Linked DNA regions of Homo sapiens: region 1 is linked to region 2. Evidence: chromatin loops called from intact Hi-C (ENCODE). Cell type or tissue: GM12878. All regions are shown on one strand. Links, peaks and the distances in the headings refer to the core of each region. The heading gives the core; the rest is flanking DNA.

What was found. A loop is a pair of places that touch in the nucleus more often than their neighbours do. Peaks named below come from ENCODE experiments on the same cell type or tissue, not always from the same donor. Only the 100,000 strongest peaks of a DNase experiment are listed, where the experiment ranks them.
Region 1: a loop joins it to region 2, with 2.1 times the contacts of the local background. A loop is called at or near these places in 9 of 110 quality-filtered maps.

What each region holds. Positions count from the first base shown.
Region 1 is chr2:67,403,756-67,406,683 of GRCh38, reverse strand. ETAA1 (ETAA1 activator of ATR kinase) reads right to left here. Exons shown (of 6, transcript NM_019002.4): 5 at 1,349-2,928. Among named protein-coding and RNA genes, the nearest start is that of ETAA1, 7.9 kb to the right of the region's middle. In GM12878, for the core only: no CTCF peak of the experiment used is centred there; no DNase peak of the experiment used is centred there.
Region 2 is chr2:67,463,722-67,466,649 of GRCh38, reverse strand. LOC107985891 (a long non-coding RNA gene) reads left to right here and starts at 2,153. Exons shown (of 3, transcript XR_001739520.2): 1 at 2,153-2,626. RefSeq lists an enhancer at 2,279-2,859. In GM12878, for the core only: no CTCF peak of the experiment used is centred there; no DNase peak of the experiment used is centred there.

The DNA.
Region 1 (2,928 bases), core at 310-2,809, 60 kb after region 2:
CTACATCATACCAACTATTAATAGTGGTTTTCCGTAAGGGATGGTTATCAGAAAGGAGAAACAGAAGACTTAACTTTTTCCTTTAAATTATTCTATACTGTTTTACTTTTCTTTTTAAATAACTAGCATATTACTATTGTAAATTTTTAAAAAAAGTCACTTAGATAGGAAAGTTGGAACAGTAATGCCAACAAGACAGAGAAGAGTCACTAAATATTTAATTTCAACTTGTGATGAAAGCAATTAGGAAATAAAAAATAAACAAGGAGATCTATTTATAGACTCTTCAAGGAAGGCCTCTGTGAGAAAGTAGTACTTATACTGAGATGTAAGAAAGCACCAACAAAAGAGTGGGGAAGGGGTCACATGTTGAAAAGAAGTAGTTTTAGTCAAAGGGAAGAGCACGGTCTAAGTTCCTGGACAAGGAAGAAAAACATACACTGTTTGAAAAACTAAAAGATAGCTGGTATAGCTGAAGCTTAGTAGGTAAGGAAAAAAGAGGAGACGCAGGTTAAAGAGAGATAATCCACAGCTTTGTTGGTCACAGTATACAGTTTGGATTTTATTTGAAATATGACGGGCAGCCATTGAAGGTTGTTTTAAGCATAGAAACGCCATTTTTGCCCATCCAATTTTAAAAGGCTATTCCACTGTTTGGAGATAAGAATTGAAAGGAGATAGATAAAAGAACTGCAGTAGTCTCATCAAGAAATGTTAACTTGTTGTAGAAAGAAAAATGGAGTCTGGGGATACGGTTTTTGAAAGAATGAAACTTATTGATAGAATGGAGACTTGGGGAAAAGAGAAATTGGAAGAATCAGAAATGATAGCTGTTATCAAATAAGTAAATCATAATTTTAACCATCACCGCTAGCACGTTTATATCAAATATCACACTAGTAAAGACGTTTAATTAGAATGCTCTAAATTTCTAAATATTATTTACCTCACTGCTTCATCATCTGCTTCCCAGATTACTCAAGTTTTAAAACAATTTAGTAAATACAATCTTAATGAACACTATAATACATATATCTAAAGGTATGATTTTCCAAGAAAGAATAAGTTATTCAAAAAATATTTACTGAGTACCTACTATATGCCAGTCATTGTATTAAGTGCTGGGAAAGAATTCAATGTAATATTTTGAAAAATAAACCAACTACTCTGTATAATGCCGTATAATTATTTCCAAGTATCATTTTAAGAATTCTAGTTAATTCTTAAAATTAACTAGTCATAGAATAGTTTTACCTTATACATTACTCACACTCAAAAACAACAAATAATTATTTTACTACTTTTTAAGATGCTTTTCAAAGAAAACTATTTCATATTTCATACATACCTTTTGAAGATTGTTTCAAAGATTCAGAAAGTTTCACCAAAGATTGCTGTCCAACAGCTTCCTCCAGTAATGGGTTGACACCTTTCTTTTTCTCCACACCCTGTGTAATTTTGGTATCAGACATACTTCCAGTTATACAATTTTGATTAAACTGAGAAAGAATCTGAGAATTTTTCATCCTTGTAAATGTAAACTTTGAAAATCCAACTGTTGTGTTAAGGTTGCTCTGAGCTTCATCTGTTACAGTCTTATGGCATGGCTGATTAGTACTCAATTTCTTCTTATAAGTAGTAATTTCTGTATTCATATGATCTGAAGTTACATTCAAACTTGAACTTCCTGGAAGAACCAATTTGGAACTATTCACTTGTATTGGAACATCAGTGTTAGTATAAGACACATGCAGATTATTTATCTGACAGTTTGAGATCTTAGAATACATAGTCAAATTTGTGGCACCTAAAAATCTTGGAGAATTTCCATACATTTCCCCTTTCTCCATCTTCATTGGCTTATCTATTTGTGAGCTATTTGTCAAAGATGTCTGCACTGAAATGCTGCCTGGATTCAAATGCTTTGATTGTACCAAATTACTTCCTTGTTTAGATATAGCAAACATGTTTTTGGCTCCATGTTCGGAATTATTATTGATCTCACATATACTTTCTGATGTCTTACTGTCCTTTCTAATGTCTTGTTGCTGAGTTAGTTTGGCTCCATGTTCGGAATTATTATTGATCTCACATATACTTTCTGATGTCTTACTGTCCTTTCTAATGTCTTGTTGCTGAGTTAGTCTTTCAATATCATCACATGCTTGGTACAACAAATCATCATCTACATCATCTGCTTCCCAGGTATTATCTAATTGATGACATGCTTTAATAATTTCATTGGCAAATGAGGGATCATTCCAATCATCAAAGAAAGAACCTACTTTTGATGCACTAGTCTGATTTGGGTTACTAACACTGGTTTTACTGCCTAGATTTGCAGAGCCAAAAAGATCAGTATTAACAGGGGCTTTAATAGACTGATTTAAAATGCACTTATTTTTCTGTTCATTAGAATACCTTGTGTTCAAAGCTGACTTCCTTTCAGAAGCTTCAGTAGAGTTAGTAAGAATATCTTCCTTTATTTTTGTCAGATTAGATGTAACTATACAATTTTGAATTTCGTCTTGAATAACAATTTTATTGGAAGAGTTCTCAAATTTCATTTTATTTCCAGTGGATAATTTGTTTGATTTATTTGAATTTGGTGAAAATCTATATTCTGCATCTATTAATTCTCTGTCATATGTCTTTGAAGAAAGATCTTGTAATACTTTTGAATCTCCTAACCTGGCATCTGGACTTGTATTTGCTCTTGACGTATTTTTAACAGTTTTACTATTAAAGGTACAAATTTCCTTTTGATCAGTAACATGGGCTGTTTTAGAAGGAAAGAGTTCAGGCATGTCGATATTTTGCATAGCAAAAGGTTCACTACCTAGTAAGTTTTCCCAATCATCCTCAAAATCACTTGTAGTAAATGCATCAATGTACTTATTAGAAGTTTCTGGCTCCTTAGTACAGGAA
Region 2 (2,928 bases), core at 307-2,806:
TTTGCTTCTGGATATTTCTCTAATTTCTGCCTTTGCTGCTGTTGCTGTTCCAAAAATCTTAGGCTTTTCCAATACAATTATTCCCTGAATATAAAAATATAGATACCTAGCTATGACCCAGGTATTGTGATGAGTTTTACATAACTTACCTCATTTAATCCCCACAACGACCTACAGATATATACTGACACTATCCTAATTTTTTTTTTCTTGAGATGGAGTCTTTCTCTGTCCCCCAGGCTGGAGTGCAGTGGCACAATCTCAGCTCATTGCAAGCTCTGCCTCCTGGGTTGATGCCGTTCTCCTGCCTCAGCCTCCCAAGTAGCTGGGACTACAGGTGCCTGCCACCACACCTGGCTAATTTTTTATATTTTTAGTAGAGATGGGGTTTCACCATGTTATCCAGGATGGTCTCGATCTCCTGACCTCGTGATCTGCCCGCCTCAGCCTCCCAAAGTGCTGGGATTACAGGCGTGAGCCACCACGCCCAGGCCTATCTTAAATTTTTAGATAAAGAAACAGAAGCACAGAGAGGTTAAATGACTTGCGCAAGGTCACACAGCTAGGAAATGTACAGACAGGGTTCAACCCCAAGAAGCCTGGCTGCTTATCCAAATGATCTTATCCAAATGCACTTCCCATGTTCAGTTTATTTGGATTTACCATTGGACCATATTTCCTTGGACACAAGATTACAACACAACCATTTCAATTATTGCCAACCCTTTGTCATTTACAAGCTCAAAGTGCAAATCTGTAGTCACATGATCCCATGCAAATTTCAGAAAGCCTAAAATGATGAGCTCACACACCCAGTCTGGTGACTTTACATTGAGATCCAGCTAAACTGCATGAATTATCAAGGCTAAAATTAGGACTCTTACATCTTAGCTAACACCTGCCTCTCTCTGTGCTAAAATATAATTAGCTGCTTTTCCTGGGGGAAATTGTAAAACTGAATGCAATTAAACAAAAGGAGAGACAGCAGATTGTACAGCAAAACAAAACAAAACAAAAAGTACTTAAAAAGCCAAGATAGATACATATTCAAAGGTAGCAATTTCAGAGGCAAGGCAGACCTTTCTTATTTTGCAGTAATGTTCTGAATGGCAAAGAGCATGGCCTTTGGCACATGCTTGGTCCTCCATGTTTGTTCACTGCTATGCACACTGTTTGGGGTTGAATTAGGACTTTGGCAGGGCAGCCATTCTCTAGCTATGGTTGTATATTCATTGATGACCCCAAAAAGCAGGTGATCTGTGCCATCCAGTCCACATGCCTCACACCCAAATAGCCCAGTGGAAAGATCCCTCAAGTGCCACATGTGAGTCCTGGATGCTCGTAGAGGCTCTTGTGCTAGCTAAAGTTGTGGGATGTGGTTCCAGTTGCTTGACTTCTCTTGGTCTAGCTTTTCTTGCACTGAAATGACAAGAAAATGATCCCTGCCCTATTTTCCTCAGGAGAATACAGTGAGACTCAGAAAGGGCTAAAAACAAATAGGCCACTTTACTCAAGTTTTGCCAATGAAATGCCTAGAATACAACCATTTGTAGAAATAAGTTCACAAGTGGTTGAAAAGGCAATGAGCAAAATTCTAGGGGAAGACTCCATTACTTAAGACAAAGACATCACCTTTCCCAAACAGGATGTAGAAACTGCCACTGTCCAAAAGGTAGGCCAAAAAATAAAACCCACCAACAAGCAAACAAACCAACCCATGGTCCAGTCACTAACCATGAAAAGGTTTGTAAGTGCATCAGAGGAGATTAATCCTTAACTGGAGAGAAATAATAATCAAGGTATATGTGTACCACAAAACATTGTAGCTGGGAAAAAGAGACTTTAGGGAGGAGAAACAGGAAGAAGAAAACTAAAGCTTAGTGTTAGTCTCATACTACAACATGTCAGCCCAAGATACTATGGGCTGTTTTACTGAACAGGGCAAAGCTGCTTTAATTTAGCGGTGTTTATTTGGAAAGGTTTGCTATCCCAGTGCTCTTTGCAGTACACCACATATGCTGGTGTGTTTTTTGGCTGTACCTGGAGGCGTGCTGTGGGCTGACGAATGTCCAGGTGTGAAAATTCACGTTAGCCATGTATATGCACTGTGGATTTATTTCTTTGCACTTTTTTTGCCCTCCTAATTGAAATAGTAAAATTGACTATACTCAAAGCTTGAATAGTCCCCCAGACATTAGTGTTATAAATTAATGATTAGAAATATAATTCCTTGTATACGTCTTTCTGCCATCGCATCTTTCAAATGCAAAGTCAGTATGGAATAAGAATCAGAGAAATGTAACCTGACATTGAACTTGAAACCAAACACATTGACAAAACAAAAGAACACAAGCAGAAAAAAAGAAAAGGGAACTTTGAAAATCATCTTCATAAGGCATTCTGAATCTGCAACAATCTATTTTTCCAGATTAACAAATCTTGGTCTCTTCTAGGTGTTTTGAACTAGATTACTGACTGGCCATCTGTGGCAGGCCCACTCCTGGATGTCATGCCCCTGTTAATGAAATCTGGGCGTGCGCTCGTAAACAGACCTGGTGAATGGTAGACGTCAGCCATTGCGTGATGGACAATCATCAATCATCCATTGTCAGTTATTTCTGTCCCAGTGAGTAAGCCTTTATTTAAAGCATTAAGTAAGAATGTTGCCAGACCACAGGAACAAGCCCTGAGCTGTTTGCAGGTGCTGCTATTCACAGCTGCCAATTAAACCCCTGACATTTCCATATTGGCCATGAGGCACAGCATATGCTTTTGACATACCAATTCTTTAAAAAAAAAAAAATCACCAATCTCAGATTATCAATACATGCCTTTTTCTTTTTCCATGGTTACTACATGAAGCTTTTTAAAATTGTTTATTTTACAAATAGAGGAAGGAGAATCAGAAAAAGTTCTAGTGAACTGAAT